5 separate regions of the Homo sapiens genome follow, and all the other regions are linked to region 3. Evidence: chromatin contacts called from ENCODE Hi-C or POLR2A ChIA-PET data. All regions are on one chromosome and are shown on one strand. Each heading gives the region's core, a stretch centred on a gene start or an enhancer-like site at or near the end of the contact. The rest is flanking DNA. Distances are from core to core; before and after follow the strand shown. Region 1 holds the start of CAPN1-AS1 (CAPN1 antisense RNA 1). Region 2 holds the start of NRXN2 (neurexin 2). Region 3 holds the start of STIP1 (stress induced phosphoprotein 1). Region 4 holds the start of SAC3D1 (SAC3 domain containing 1). Region 5 holds the start of PLAAT2 (phospholipase A and acyltransferase 2).

Region 1 (2,704 bases), core at 53-2,552, 1.0 Mb before region 3:
AGCAGTTCCTACGAGAGACCCAGAGTCCTGTTCCTCGGCCAGCCCCTCCCAGAAATTGGCACCAGGCCACCCCAGACCCCATTCCCCACCAGGGACATGGAGTCCCATCCCTACTCCTCATCCAGGATCTGGCTTAGCCGAGTCCCACCCAGGATGGCCCCTCTCACCGTGGGACGCTTCCACTTGATGCCATAGGTCTTGGAGGAATTGGGACCCAGGTCCTTGTAACCCAGGCTCTGGGGTACCGGGGGGAAGGCCTCATCACGGAAGAGGGTCCCACTCTGCAGGCATCGCACCCGCAGCTGCTCATAATCCTGGCCCAGGTACTTGATGGCATTCTCATGGCGGCCCAGGCCCAGCTCCCTGGCCCGCTGCTTCTGCACTTGGGCTGACACCCCAGTGCAGTACACCGGCGTGATGATCTCCTCCGACATCCTGCCGGACAGATGGGCCTGCTCAGAACCCAGGCCTTCCCAAGACTAGAACCTGGGCTCCTGCCTGCAAGCTCTGCTCTCCTGCCCCTGCTTATCCATCCCCAAACCTAGGGTTTCCCTGCCTCACTGCTCCCCTCACAGAAGTAGGGTTCTCAGCCACCTCCCGGTGCTCCCAGTGAATCCAGGAAAGGGATTTCCCAGTTCCCAGGCGTGCCGGCCACCTCTCCTTTCCCGGATCCCATTGTCAGGGGCTTGCAGCTCTGTAGTGAGCCAGCAGGTCAGGTGGGGCAGGGCGGAGCCTCCAGACAGCACAAGGAACTGGGCAGGTGGGACACAGCAGGGAAGGCCTCTTTGATCCTGTTCACAGGCCTGCAACCCCCTCCCCAAACTAACCAAGCTCCTGGTGCACCGGCCCCTTGCCGTGGGCTGAAAACCCCAGACGGTCGGGGTCCCCCTCCTCAGGCCCCCGCAGCAGGCTCGATATCAGAGCTGGTGGGCCCTAGCCCAGCCCCTGGGGACAGCGGTGAGCCAGGCTGGGACAGGCGCCTGGGCTGTGCCGCTCCGCCAGCCCCCACCCCTGCTCCAGGAACGCAGAGGCCCCCGAGAAGGGACCGTGCTGGGGCAGCCCCTCAGCCCAGGAGCAGTGGCCAGGGTCAAGGAATCCCGGCTCGGCTACCCAGCTTCTTACCTGGGGGAGGGGTGTTTGGGGGTCGCTGCAGTCCCTGAGGCTGGCTTCCCGGTGGCAGCTCAGGGCAGGGCCCAACCAGGAAGAGCGCTCCTCCCCGCCCTCCTCCCGCCGCCCCTCCGCCCTCCGCCCTCCCTCTCTCCTTCTCCTCCTCCTCCTCCTGGGGCTCCTACCCCGCTTCCTCTCGGCTCTCCCTTATCTCTCCGGCACGGTCTCTGACTATCTCTTACTCACGGTGTCTCCCCGCCCCTCCCTCCGCAGGCCGGGGGCCAATTCCGCGAGAGGACAAATTAGTAAAAGGCAGAGCAGTCCCCGGGGAGGGGCCAGCGCGGGGGGGGATGGGGGGGCTGGGGCGCGGCGGAAGGGCACCGCGGGGAACGGAGGGGGAGGGCCGGGCAGGGGGTATTTTTAACCAGGGGCAGCAGCTCGAGTTGCAGGGCCGGACGGCCGCACCCCACGCGCGCCCTGGCGGGCATTCCGGGGCGATTGTGCGGCGGCGCCGCCTCCCGCAGCCCCGGGCCCGCCCGGTCCCCAGCTCCCCTCGCTCCGCGCGACCGCAGCTGCTCCCGCCGTTCCCAGCCAGCCCCGGCGCGGGGCCGAGATTACCTCGGGCTGCGGCAGCTGCTCTGAGGAGGGGCCGGGCTGGCAGCGAGCAGACCCCTGCCGGACACTCAGCAAACGGCAGCCTCACCCCGCAGGGCCGCGCCACTCCCCTTCCCCACCCCACCGCCGCGTCCCGGCTCAGCGCTCCCCGGGGAACGCAGGGGGACCGGGCTCGCTGCGTGACCTTGGGTAAGTCCCTGCCCCGTTCGGCCCGACTTTCCGCATGCGTGCATCCTATGGGATGGGGTTGGGCAATTGTGGGAGCCCATCTTTCTCTAACGTTCTGGGGTTTCTTGAACCTGGAAACTTAGAGAGGTGGACATCCCTGTTCTCTCCCCCAGGCTCTCAGCCCACCCACCTGGAAGCGCCCATGTGTCACCTTACCCAGGAGAGGGCGGCAGAGGCTGCGAGCAGGACGGCAGCCCCCTCTCCCCACCCCCAGGACCCTGAGATCCTGCTTCACGGGCTGCAAGAAGTTGGGGGGCCAGGATTCGGCGCGGAGGCCGGGGGTGTGGGTGGGGAGACTGCAGAGACTCCCGAGACCCCCCCAAGTCAGGGCTTTTCGCTGGTCTCGCAGCCCCAGCCCAGCAGCTGCTGCAGTCTTGCATGTTGTGGATGCAAGCATTTTGCTGAGGAAACTGCATAGCGTTCCCAGGACTCTAGGGCCCACGACCCCTCAAAAGTTAAGAGCCGCTGATCTAATCTAACCCCACTTTCACCCTCAGTTAACAAAAGAGGAAAACTGAGGCCTGAGAGGGTGTGACTTGCCTGAAATACCTAACCTGGTGAGTGATGGGTGGAACCAGCTCCTAGGCTTTCTGCGCAGGTGTCCAGGGACAGAGAAGGGTGGTTTAAACTAGAGAGGTGGCAGGCAGAAGTAGATGGATTTGATAACTATTTAGGATACACCATCAAAATTTAACTCAAACTGGATTACACACCTAAATATAAATGGCCAAACCATAAAACTTTTTTTTTTAAA
Region 2 (2,700 bases), core at 64-2,563, 540 kb before region 3:
GTGTTACCATGGTGGGGCATTTCTGCAGGTGTTCTTATGTGTCTCTGGGAATGCCCAGTGTTCACAGATATGTGTGCATGGCTGTGAGTGCCCCAATGTCCATGCATTGGTGGTTGAATGTAAGTGTTCTTGCATGTTGCCTCTGGCTAAGGAAGTGCCAACTACCACCAGCTGTGCAGATCACAGACCCTGCAACAGAAACCAGGGTCCTGGAGTGAGCTGGCAGAATGGTCTGGCACACATACACACACACACTCTGTCTCTCACTGTCTCATTCAGCAGCCCAGTGACCAACCTCGGGGTATACACACTAAGTGCCAGTGTGTGTACACTTTTATTGGCGGAGTGAGTGAAGGGTGTCCCCCAGTCCCCCACACTCATACACATGCACAGTGATGCATGTACCCTTACAGGAGAGACCTGCGCCCCCCAGCACCACTCTAACTGAAACTCATGGATGGGAGGAGGAGAACAGAGAAGGGGGCTGCTGCCAGGTGCCCTCAGTCACCAGGCATGTGCAGGCGCAACCCTGCCCCCACACCTACTCGTACCTCGGTCCAGGGTTCCAGGCAGAACTGAGAGTTTGGCCTCAAACTCTGGGATTCCCATGAGGCAGGACTGGGAAACCCCCAAGTTCCTAGGTCTACCCCGCCCCCATCTCTGCCTTTCCTTCCCCCACCGCCTCCGTCTTTATCCCAGCAAAGCCCCTTCCTCTTCAGTTCTGGGGGCTCCAAGCCAGGGGCCCTCCGGACGGTGGGAGGTGGGGGCCAGGCTACCGACTGGAAAAAGCCCCCAGCAGCCATGGACCCACCGAGTCCCCCTTCTCTAGGCTCCTCGAAGCCCGGGCCCGCCCCTGGGGGTAGCCAGCAGAGGGCGCTGCGGCCCAGGCCCCGCATCAGCCCTGCTCTCGCGGCGTCCCAAGTCGGGGTCCACAGCCTCTCCTTCGGCTTGTCCCAGCCCCGCGCTGCGCGAAGACCTGCTGGCCGTGGGGGGAGGGTGCGGGACCCAAGGCCCCGAACTAAGGGGCGAGGGGCGAGGGGCGAGAGTGCTTGGGTTCCCGGAAAAGACACTGAGGCCGGGTTTGGGGCCCGCCTGGTTGGGGGCCCGGGCGCCCGAGAACCTCGAGAGGCTGGGAGGAGCGCGGGTGCTGGGGCCGGGACGCCTGGGTCCCGCGCGAGGGAGGGAGTGGGCCTGTGGAGCCGCTGGACTGGCGGCTTCTGAGCCCTTGCATTGGCTGCGCTGCTCGCCCGTCAGCGCAGCGTGGTCCAATGCGCGCGTCTCGGGGGCGGGCACTGGTGCTGATGCTGCCGTCAGTCGGTGTTGCAGGGATGCGGCGGCGGGAGCAGCCGCCCTGACTCGCGGAGCATCCTCCTCGGAGAGGCACCGCGGCGGGGCGGGCGGGCGGGCGGGGACGCGGCGGGGAGGGAGAGAGGCGCGAGGCGGCAGACACCGCTAGCCCTGGCTCTGCCACCCGTCGGAGACGGGGCGGCCCTGTAGCTCTGCTACCCACCCTCCAGCTTCTGGCGCCCCGAGAACCAGGTAAAATGGGGGGGGGGGGGCGCTGCGGCGGAGACGGGCGGGGGGCGGGAGCCGATCGGGGGAGGGGAGCGGATCGGAGGGGGCGAGGGAGGCAGGACGGATGAATTGGGGGGCGGGGGCGCCGCGCTGAGAGGGCTGGCCCGGTGACAGCGAGGAGGCAAAGCCGCTGGGGGCTTGGGGGTCGGAGGCTCCTGTGGAAGGGGCACTGGCCCTGAGAGCTGAGGAGAATGGGGAGGGGTGGGAGGAAGGGTCTTTGGGGGAAGGGATGGAGAGAGGAGGGGCATCCAGAGGACTTAGAGGGGGTTCTTAAAGGGGGGTCCCCAGTCTGTGCTAGCCCCAGAGGCTTGAAGCAGCGCCGGGCCAGAGGAGCTGTTGTGTTCTGGAGGGTCTAACCAGCGAGAAACTGGGCTTCGTGGGAGGAGAGGAGAGGGGGCTGGAGAAGAGAGAGAAGTGGAGAGGGAAGGAAAGGGGCCAGGCCAAGGGCTTCGTCCTGAGGGGACCCACTGAGGACCAGGCTTTCCTGGGGGATGGGAGCCAAGGGGAGAAGAGGTTATTGGGAGAGAGCAGAGGGGAATGTGCCAAGGTGCTCCAGGCAGAGATGGGTCTGTGCTGGTGGAGAGCTGGGAAAGATGGGGTCTGAGGGAGAGGAGCGGAAGCTTGCGGGGGAAGGCTGGGGGTGATGAGACAGGGAGACTGGGAAATCAGTAGGAGGGGGCTTTGCTGGGGTGGGAATGCGCTGGGGGCGGTGACAGGGTTCTGGTCAGAGAGTGCTGCAGGGGGAGAGGAAGCTGCAGGGCCCTTGGCTTGCTCCCCCACCCCTAAAGAGGAAGGGACCATTTCTCATGTCCCAGCCTCCTCCCCCAGCTGAAGCAGCAATCTTCCCTGGGGTCTTTGGGTTGGGGTATGAGCCCTTGAACCCTTGATGGGCTTTTGGGGCACAATTGGCTTTGGGGTGCTGTTGTCTCCTTTACTCTCACCCCCCTCCTGAATCTTGGGAGAGGGCATTCGATGCCTCATTGAGCTAGCAAGGGCTGGGAGGGGCTTTTTCTTGGTGTCTGGAGGTGAAGGAGGAGGCTGTCCACCTGGAATAATGAAATAGATTTTTAGGGGGTGGGTCTTGGGTCCCCAGTCCCTTGGCTGCCCTGGGGGCTTCCAGATAGC
Region 3 (2,700 bases), core at 11-2,510:
AGTTTTATGGCCCTGAAGTAAGAACCAGATACCAGGTATAGTTTCAGAATTGTCACCCCCAAGTGTTATGGGCCCGGAGCGAAGACAGTAGTACTCCCGAGCGGGAGGATGATTTCTCGGAGGTTGGTAGAGGTTTCTTGGAGGTTGTTTTGTCCTTTTTCTTCCGATGAATCATTACAGCTCAATGACAGCTTCAAATCGAACAAAACCTCTAGGCCTTTCATAACCGCAAGCTACTGAGGACATAACCAAGTCACTGAAAGGAAGCAGCAACCGCTTCAAACTCGGCCCCTCAAATGCTCAGTAGAGGCCCATAACTTCCAGCGGTTGATCTCTGTAAATTGTCTACAACCACCCCCGGGTCGTCAGAAACCCATCTTTCAGACCCACCTTTCGGAAGTGTTGGTCCTCGGTCACTCGACAATCACACACACAAGCATACAAAAAGAGGGGGAGGGGCCGCAATACATTTGTAAAACACTGTCAGAGATGGAATTCGTCCCAAGGACTTTTGCGGCACCCTTCCCTTTCCCGCATCAGGTAGAGTCGGTCTGTCGCTCCTCAGACCCCCGCTCAACGCTCTCCCACCCTGACCTTCTCAGATGTAGAAGAGTAACATTTGCCCCAACTGCATCCCAGGCTGCTAAGATCCTCGGCTACTCCCAGTGTATCCCCGTCCCCGCTCCCTGGATCCGTCCAAGTTCCTCGTGGCTAAGTCCCGAGCGGTTTCTCCGTCGGCCGTCTGAGATCTCCCGGAGGGCTACCTCGCGGGTGCGGACCCCGGCCCCCGGCCCACCTCCACCCCGCCCCCTGCGGCCCGCACCCTCCCCAACATGGCCCGCAGCCGCCCCCTCGGGACGCCTTCAGGGCCCGGTCGCGACCCCTCTTCCCGCCGCCGGCCGGACTCACCCAAGCTGTGGCCTCCGCCGGGCCCTCCTCGCCCAACCAGGGGGCGATGGGCGCTCCCCGCGGCCGGCCTCGCTAAAGATCCCGCTCCCGCCCGCCGCCCGCGGCCCTCACCTCCCCGCCGCCGCCCCGTCCGGCCCCAGCGCCGAGCTCCGGTCTCCTGGATCCGGCGCCCGCCCCGCCCCCCTACCGCGGCCTGGCCACCGCCGGTCCCCGAGCAGGCTCGGGGCCTCAGCCCGCCCCTCCCCCTTCACCTGCTCCATAGCGCAGCGCGGTCCGGAACCCCGTTGAATCGAATCCGTCCGCTCCGCGTTCCCAACCGCACGCGCCGCCTTCTGGAACCTACTAGAAGCTACCGGGACCCCGGCTCCCGCCCCTTCCTCGCCTGCTCACTGGTCGAGTTCTTCTAGGGGGAATGTCTGTGCTGCTCTACTATTGGCTTGAGGTCCAGCCCATCATCTCCACTTCCTTCTCATTGGACAGCGGGGAGTAATTCCCTCAACCCTGCCTCCCCCGCACCTCAGGATTGGGCGCTCCTCTATAAACCCACCCATCTCAGGCTCCACGAATGGAGGGAGGAGCGAACTTCTGCGACACGGATTGGTCTTTTGCACTGCCAATCGTAGCCGCGCTGGCCGCGCCCATTGGTTCTGATCGTTCTGGAAATTTCCACCTCTCCCATTGGGCTGCCGGACTCCATGTCGGAACCGCCTTCAGAATGAGAGCGATTCCAATTGGGCGGAGGGTTGCCAACTCTTTGCGCTGATTGGTTTAAATCGCTGCCCTTCAAAAGGCCGGGTTTCGCCCCGCCCCTGATATATGGGAGTACCGGCTGCAGTCGGGGTCTGTAGCTGTGTCGCCGGCGGCTGCGGGGCCTCTGGGTTGCTTTCCCTCTCGCTCCCGAGTGCCGCGAGTTCCAGGCGGTCCCCGGGATCGCCAGCGGCACAGGGCCCCAGCCCTTCGCCCGCGCATCGGGATGGGGGTCCTAGCCGGTGGGAGCTGCCTGTCCCTCGAGCGCCAGCTACCCGCGTTGTCCAGCGCTCCGGCCTCGGCCCGGCCCTCCTGCCTCCTGGCTGTTAGGTTCTGAATGTTCCGGAAATGCCACGTGACCGCGAGGGCGCTTGGGCTTGGGCTGGACAGGCCGGGGATCTCACCGCGGCGGGCCCGGCTGTCCCGCTTGGGCGTCCTCAGTGGAACCGCACACCCTTTCTCAGCGCGCCGGTCGTTTGGTCCTGTAGGGCCGAGGGGAATTCGTGCGGTGTTGAGCACGCGGGAAGCACTTAACGAAAGGGAGCTGCCCCTCAGCCCTCGTGAGTCCGATGTAAAGGAGTGAAGGAGACGAAGAACTGAATCAGTAGTTGACCGCCTGTGAGCTGGCGAGCTGTGCCCTGGTAGGGCCTTAAATCCCAGCCCCAGAAGTCGGAGGCAGGGCAGGCACCCCAAAGCGTGGAAGAGATGCACCTGCGGAGTGAAAATGCTGCTATTGCTTCTAGGGTCAGCCTTGGTTCCTGGAACAAAGGAGCCGCATGACTCGGGTCTGGCGATGATGTTGGGCTCTGCAGTGTCCTCATCCTTCCCCCTCTCTGGGTAATGATATCTTCCCAGGGTTTAAAGTGTGTCCTCTCTGCCAGTAGCTTGTCTCCACAGCCTCATCTTTAATTCCACCTGCCCCACCCATTTTGGACACTGCAGCCAAGTTGCAGCAGATCCGCAAACCTGGTAATCCCTCACTTGAAAGTGCTGGAGGCTTTAGGATGGGGTTCAGGGCCTGTGCAATCTAACCGCCTGCTTTTT
Region 4 (2,768 bases), core at 185-2,684, 860 kb before region 3:
CCTGAACCCGGGAGGCGGAGGTTGCAGTTAGGCAAGATCATGCCACCGCACTCCAGCCTGGGCGACAGAGCTAGACTCTGTCTCAAAAACAAAGAAAGAAACAAATAATAAGAGTTTATTGGAATGCATCGCCCATAGAAAGTATCTCTAATGCCTTAAACTTCTGTCTCAGGTATATTCGTGGGCATATGTGTTCTTGTTTGCTTGGTAACCCTGACTGGGCGGGGAGGTTAAAAGAGTTTGAAAATCAGCCGGGCGCGGTGGCTCACGCCTGTAATCCCAGCACTTTGTGAGGCCAAGGTGGGCGGATCACGAGGTCAGGAGTTCGAGACCAGCCTGACCAACATGGTGAAACCCCCGTCTCTACTAAATACAAAAATTAGCTGGGTGTGGTGGCGCGCGCCTGTGATCCCAGCTACTCAGGAGGCTGAGGCAGAAGAATCGCTTGACCCAGGGAGGCGGAGGTTGCAGTGAGCCGAGATCGCGCCACTGCACTCCAGCCTGGGCGACAGAGCGAGACTCAAAAAAAAAAAAGTTTGAAAATCACTATTTAGACCAATTCTCCCTTTCCACCCTTGCCCCCTCCACTTTTATTCCTGAGACAACTAAGACCCAGAGATGGGCCCGAGGTCCCACGTCGGGGCTCGGTGGATCTTGTGCTGTCCTGGGAGGGGGCTAATGGTGAGATGTTAAAGCTAATCCTTCCTTTCCCTACCTCCACTGTCATGGTGGGCTCCTGTCCCCACGCTCTGCCCAGCCGCCAGGATCCCGACTCACCCAGGTTATAGAGCAGAAAGAGGCCCTGGAAGGCGGGTTGGCGGGGGTGCGGCCCGGCGCCCCGCGCGTAGCAGCGCCGCAGCGAGCCGAAGCCCTCCTGCACCTGGGCCTGCAGCAGCACCGGGTCCGCGGGTCCCCGCGCCGCGTCGGGCCCGAGCCGCGCCACTACGGTCAGCAGCGTGGCCAGCGCCGCCTCCAGCACCACAGCTGCCTCGGCGTCGCCCGCTCCCTGCAGCGCCAGGTCCAGGAGCACAGCTCGCAAGCGGTCTGCCACGAAGCTGGCCACCTCGGCGCGGGCGATGTCGGCGCTCTCCGCCACCTCACCGGCCAGGTAGCGCACGGTGGCCAGCAGCACGGAGGGCGGACGCAACTGGCTGGGCGGGGGCCGGGGCTTGCCGGCGGCGGGTCGGCTGTACTCCTTCACCGCGCGCTGCGGATCCGCGCGGGGCGGGTCCTGGCGGCAACCCGGCACCACCTCCAAGCGGTGCAGGCGGTGCTCCCTTTCGCGCTGGGCGCGCTCGGCGGCCGGGCACATGTCCGGGCAGGTGCCCACGGGCAGCTCGCAGCCGGGCATGAGGGGGCTGCGGGGAGACGGTGGGCGCTCAGCATCCCGGGGACGGCAGTGCTGCGGGAAGGCACGCGAGGCCGGCCGGGGGGTGGGGAGCGGCGGGTCGGGGCGGGGCTGAACCTGTCTGGGCCCGCCTTCCCGCCATGATCCCCGGCCTTCGGGCCGCCCATCGAGCCACCTCTGTCCTCTCACCCAGTCCAGTCGAGTTGGCCTCCCGAGATGCACTGCGTTGTAGTCCAGCTACGCCTCTGCGGCTCCGCGCGCTCTAGGGCGGCTAACGGCCCCCATCGAGCGCCAAGTTCAGCTTCGCGCGCTCCCCTTAGTGTTTTTAACGTGTAGCCCGGGCCGCTCCCATGATACACCGGTGTAGTCCCTGCCGCAACCAACCGCTTTGTGGTGAGGCGGGGCGGGGCGGGGCTGAGGCCACGCCTTCCAGCCCGCTGAGCAATCAGGATTTGGCTTTGGGGCCTCTGAGACAAGTACCCGGGCTTTGGGTTCCTCTCCTTCGTCCCTTCCACCCAATAAACCGGCTCCATCGGCTTGTCCTCTATTTCCCTGAGACTATGCTCCCTATTTTCTAGCTCAGGGGCCAGCAAATGTTTTCTGCAAAGGGCCAGGTTGTAAATGTTTTGGGATTTGCAGGCGGCAAAGACTCAACTCTGCAACTGTTTCAACTGCCAGTGTAGCGCGAAAGCAGCTATCACAATACTAAATGAATTAGCCTGGTTGTGTTCCAACAAATTTTATTTATGGACTCTTAAATTTCATATAATTTTCACTTGTCACATATAAATTTCACCTGTCATTGTCACAGAATATTATTTTGATTTTTTTAATCATTAAAAAAAGTAAAAACCACTCTCACAGCCCTTACATTAAAAAGGAGGTGGGCCAGATTTGGCTGCAGGTGGGAGTTTGCAGACCCCAGTTCTAGAGGGGTAAACTAATGGTTTAATGACCACAGCTGCTGCTCACACATCAAGACAGACAGACATGGGCCGGGCGTAGTGACTCATGCCTGTAATCTCAGCACTTTGGGAGACTGAGGCGGGTGGATCACTTGAGGTCAGGAGTTCGAGACCAGCCTGGCCAACATGGTGTAACCCCGTCCCTACTGAAAATACAAAATATTAGCTGGGCGTGGTGGCATGTGCCTGCAATCTCAGCTACTGGGGAGGCTGAGACAGGAGAACTGCTTGAACCTGGGAGGTGGAGGTTGCAGTGAGCCGCGATCCCACCACTGCACTCCAGTCTGGGCGACACAGCGAGACTCCAACTCAAAAAAACCCCAAAAAGACAGGCAGGGTCAGAAGTGTGAGTCCTTGATTCCAAGGTGGCAGGTGTAATCAGGGAGCTAAGAATTCATTATTTTTCTCATTCTTGGTCCAGTTACCTACAGAAATGGCTCCTGTAATTACAAGAC
Region 5 (2,700 bases), core at 188-2,687, 620 kb after region 3:
AGGCATAGGAAGAACTGAGATTGCTGGACTGGAGGTCAGCCCCTAAAAAGATGATCAGCAAGCCTGAGTGGGACCGGCCCAGAGGTCTCTGGACAATGGGGCAGGAGATAATTAGCCAAGCCAACCCTACTGTCTCCCTCCAGAAGGAATACTTTGAAGATTGTCCCACTGCAACTCAGAGGAGAATGGAGTGGAGGTGCTGAGAGAGGCCGTCTCCATGGGAGCAAGACCACATGACCACGTGAGCTGAGGGAGTAGCTGGTCATGCAGAACTGCTGTGGCTCCCAAAGAGTTTTCCAGTTCTGGCTCCAGTCCATCTGCATCCCCACACTAAAGCTCTTTGTTTGTTTGTTTGTTTATAGCCTGAAGAGGGTAAGTTATTGGTCCTCGCCCCCATGCCCCACAGTGAGGATGCTCAGCTCCCCCCAGCCCCACCCACCCCTTCCTGTCCAGTTTGCTCAGGACCGGACAACTATATGTAGATGACAGAAGAGATACTTATTTGGAGCTTGGGTGAGATAAGCATGCAGGTGCCTCAAAGAAGCAACCTCTACACACCCAGTACTGGGTTTTGGTTTCCATTTGGTGTGGAATGAGTGTTTCTGAACTGTGGGTGAGAGGCAGAAAGGGGAGTGGTTTCTATACTGCTGTCCAAGCAGGCTCACTCTGTTTCCAGGGTAGAGGAATGTGCCTCCAATAATACGATTTTTCTAGGGCCATGGGGTTTGAGGTTGGTGGAAATGTTTGCCTGTCCCGGCAACCATCATTCCCAATTTGGAGGCATGAATCTCAGTCTCTCTGGGGCTCCTCTCTCCTTTTTGAAATTTTCCCCCATGGTCTCTGTCTCTATATCCTCCCTTGCCCCCACAACCACTGGATCTTGCTTGTTCCACCTGAAACTTGGTGATTGTCAGCTGTGCCCCTGACCACACTGCCACTAAGTCCTTCTCAATCTATATCCTGAGCTCTGATTCCTCTTCTGTCTGGCTGATTTTCATGCCGCCTTGCCTACTTGATATGTGCTCTGCCCCTGTTTGAAGACAGGGAAAATTTTACATGAACCTTGATCTATGTTCTGTTTTTTTTTTTTTTTTTTTTTTGACTGAGTCTCGCCCTGCCGCCCAGGCTAGAGTGCAGTGGCACGACCTCTGCTCGCTGCAAGGTCTGCCTACTGGGTTGACGCCATTTCCTGCCTCGGCCTCTGGAGTAGCTGGGACTACAGGTGCCCACCACCATGCCCAGCTAATTTTTTCTATTTTTTAGGAGAGACGGGGTTTCACCGTGTTAGTCAGGATGGTCTCGATCTCCTGACCTTGTGATCCTCCCGCCTCAGCCTCTCAAAGTGCTGGGATTACAGGTGTGAGCCACCGCACCCAGCCTATGTTCTGAAATAGTTGTATATGGGCTGGGTCACAGGGAAAGTGAAACTCAGAGCTAATTTAAGGCTGGACACAGAGTCAGCAACACACAAGACATCATCTTGAAGGAAGGATGGCTTTGGTAAGTCCCCAGAAACGGTTTTAAAGCTTTGATTTGAGGAACAACCACCCTATTAGTGATGATTATGTGTATTCTTGTTGGTCTACAGCTCTGGCATGGAGGGCACATGGGCACATGCTGAGTTCTGGGGGTCTGGCTCTCTCAGACACTGTGGGAAGGAACCACGGTGCTGGGTTATGACCCTGGAGGCTCCCCAGCCTCAGCTGCCGCATGGGGTCTGGTTCTACTGTGGCCAAAGTTTGCGTTTATGCTTTTCCAAGCCCTCCTCTGGCCAAACTACCAGTGGCTCTGCTAAGCCTCCTGAAGGCAGGAATGGTGGGCTCAGGGAGAGCAGCCCTTGGTTTACCCCACAGGCCGCCTCCTCTGTCACATCATCCTCAGTGGGAGGGATTAGCTGGGGAGGGAGGGTCCAGGGAAAGGGCTCCAGCTGTGTGGGTGGCAATGGGGGCTGTCAGAAAGGGCTCTGTCTCCCTCGCCTCCAGGCAGGGCCAGTCCCTCTACTTTCCCTCCTTCCCTCCAATTCCTTCTTAGTTTCCTTCTTCCTTTAGACCCAATAGCAGCCACATTTCCCAAGTGCTCAGGGGTCCAGACACCATGCTAAACACTTCTTTTATTTAATCCACACCAGGTAGTTAATAAGCAATCCTATGAAGTAGGCATAATTACTGCCAACTTCATGGATAGGAGGAATGATATACTGGTAAGTATAGAGAGGGGGCTGCCCAAAAGTCAGAGAGGGAATTCGAACTTAGGAGGCTCTGACTCTAAAGCTTCGACTTAAAAAAGAAAGAATGTATTTAATTCCAGGAGAAATACGTGAACACATTCACTTTGTCTGAAAAACCGAAACTCTAGCCTGGGCAACATAGTGAGATCCCATCCCTACAAAAAATATTAAAATTAGCCAAGGATAATGGTATGTGCTTATAGTCCTAGCTTCTTGGGAGGCTGAGGTGGGAGGATCACTTGAGCTGGGGAGGCTGAGGCTTCCTGCAGTGAGCTGTGATAGTGCCACTGCACTCCAGCCTGGGTGACAAAATGAGATCATGTCTCAAAAAAAGCCAAAAGCCAAAAACCAAAACTATTAGCATAAAAACTAATGTCCCCTTTGACCATCCTTCCCATCTGTACAGCCTTTCCCCTCTGTACAACCTGGTGCGTATTCTTCCAAATATTTTTCTGTTTTTGCATACATATATG

What was found. A loop is a pair of places that touch in the nucleus more often than their neighbours do. ChIA-PET counts read pairs that join two places held with the same protein, here RNA polymerase II (POLR2A). Pooled maps may share reads with other maps.
Region 1: a loop to region 3 is called in a pooled map, with 4 times the contacts of the local background. The contact joins the promoter of CAPN1-AS1 here to the promoter of STIP1 in region 3. A Hi-C loop is called at or near these places in 1 of 50 pooled maps. POLR2A ChIA-PET finds 5 or more read pairs at or near these places in 2 of 52 experiments (Panc1 and RWPE1).
Region 2: a loop to region 3 is called in a pooled map, with 7 times the contacts of the local background. The contact joins the promoter of NRXN2 here to the promoter of STIP1 in region 3. A Hi-C loop is called at or near these places in 1 of 37 single-sample maps with no recorded cell type and 4 of 50 pooled maps. POLR2A ChIA-PET finds 5 or more read pairs at or near these places in 1 of 52 experiments (K562).
Region 4: a loop to region 3 is called in a map of CD8-positive, alpha-beta T cell, with 9 times the contacts of the local background. The contact joins the promoter of SAC3D1 here to the promoter of STIP1 in region 3. A Hi-C loop is called at or near these places in 1 of 168 maps with a recorded cell type or tissue (CD8-positive, alpha-beta T cell) and 4 of 50 pooled maps.
Region 5: a pooled map shows a loop between it and region 3 (7-fold over the local background). The contact joins the promoter of PLAAT2 here to the promoter of STIP1 in region 3. A Hi-C loop is called at or near these places in 1 of 37 single-sample maps with no recorded cell type and 7 of 50 pooled maps. POLR2A ChIA-PET finds 5 or more read pairs at or near these places in 2 of 52 experiments (HEK293T and activated CD8-positive, alpha-beta memory T cell).

Annotation. Positions count from the first base shown.
Region 1 is chr11:65,180,432-65,183,135 of GRCh38, reverse strand. CAPN1-AS1 (CAPN1 antisense RNA 1) reads left to right here and starts at 1,302. Exons shown (of 2, transcript NR_145677.1): 1 at 1,302-1,911; 2 at 2,064-2,704. CAPN1 (calpain 1) reads right to left here and starts at 1,208. Exons shown (of 22, transcript NM_005186.4): 1 at 1,123-1,208; 2 at 168-435; 3 at 1-8. The coding sequence starts at 434. RefSeq lists enhancers at 1-731, 732-1,521 and silencers at 544-838, 1,440-1,889.
Region 2 is chr11:64,721,810-64,724,509 of GRCh38, reverse strand. NRXN2 (neurexin 2) reads left to right here and starts at 1,313. Exons shown (of 23, transcript NM_015080.4): 1 at 1,313-1,539. RefSeq lists an enhancer at 423-472 and silencers at 853-1,152, 1,139-1,433.
Region 3 is chr11:64,184,731-64,187,430 of GRCh38, reverse strand. STIP1 (stress induced phosphoprotein 1) reads right to left here and starts at 1,260. Exons shown (of 14, transcript NM_006819.3): 1 at 1,161-1,260. The coding sequence starts at 1,169. LOC124902686 (a long non-coding RNA gene) reads left to right here and starts at 1,750. Exons shown (of 2, transcript XR_007062712.1): 1 at 1,750-2,700. RefSeq lists silencers at 1,048-1,107, 1,808-1,947 and an enhancer at 2,068-2,137.
Region 4 is chr11:65,039,876-65,042,643 of GRCh38, reverse strand. It overlaps SAC3D1 (SAC3 domain containing 1), which reads right to left and starts at 1,434. Exons shown (of 2, transcript NM_013299.4): 1 at 778-1,434. The coding sequence starts at 1,351. SNX15 (sorting nexin 15) reads right to left here. Exons shown (of 8, transcript NM_013306.5): 8 at 2,072-2,768. ARL2-SNX15 (ARL2-SNX15 readthrough (NMD candidate)) reads right to left here. Exons shown (of 11, transcript NR_037650.2): 11 at 2,072-2,768. RefSeq lists silencers at 766-815, 836-1,515.
Region 5 is chr11:63,562,116-63,564,815 of GRCh38, reverse strand. PLAAT2 (phospholipase A and acyltransferase 2) reads left to right here and starts at 1,437. Exons shown (of 4, transcript NM_017878.2): 1 at 1,437-1,500. The coding sequence starts at 1,492. RefSeq lists a silencer at 401-480.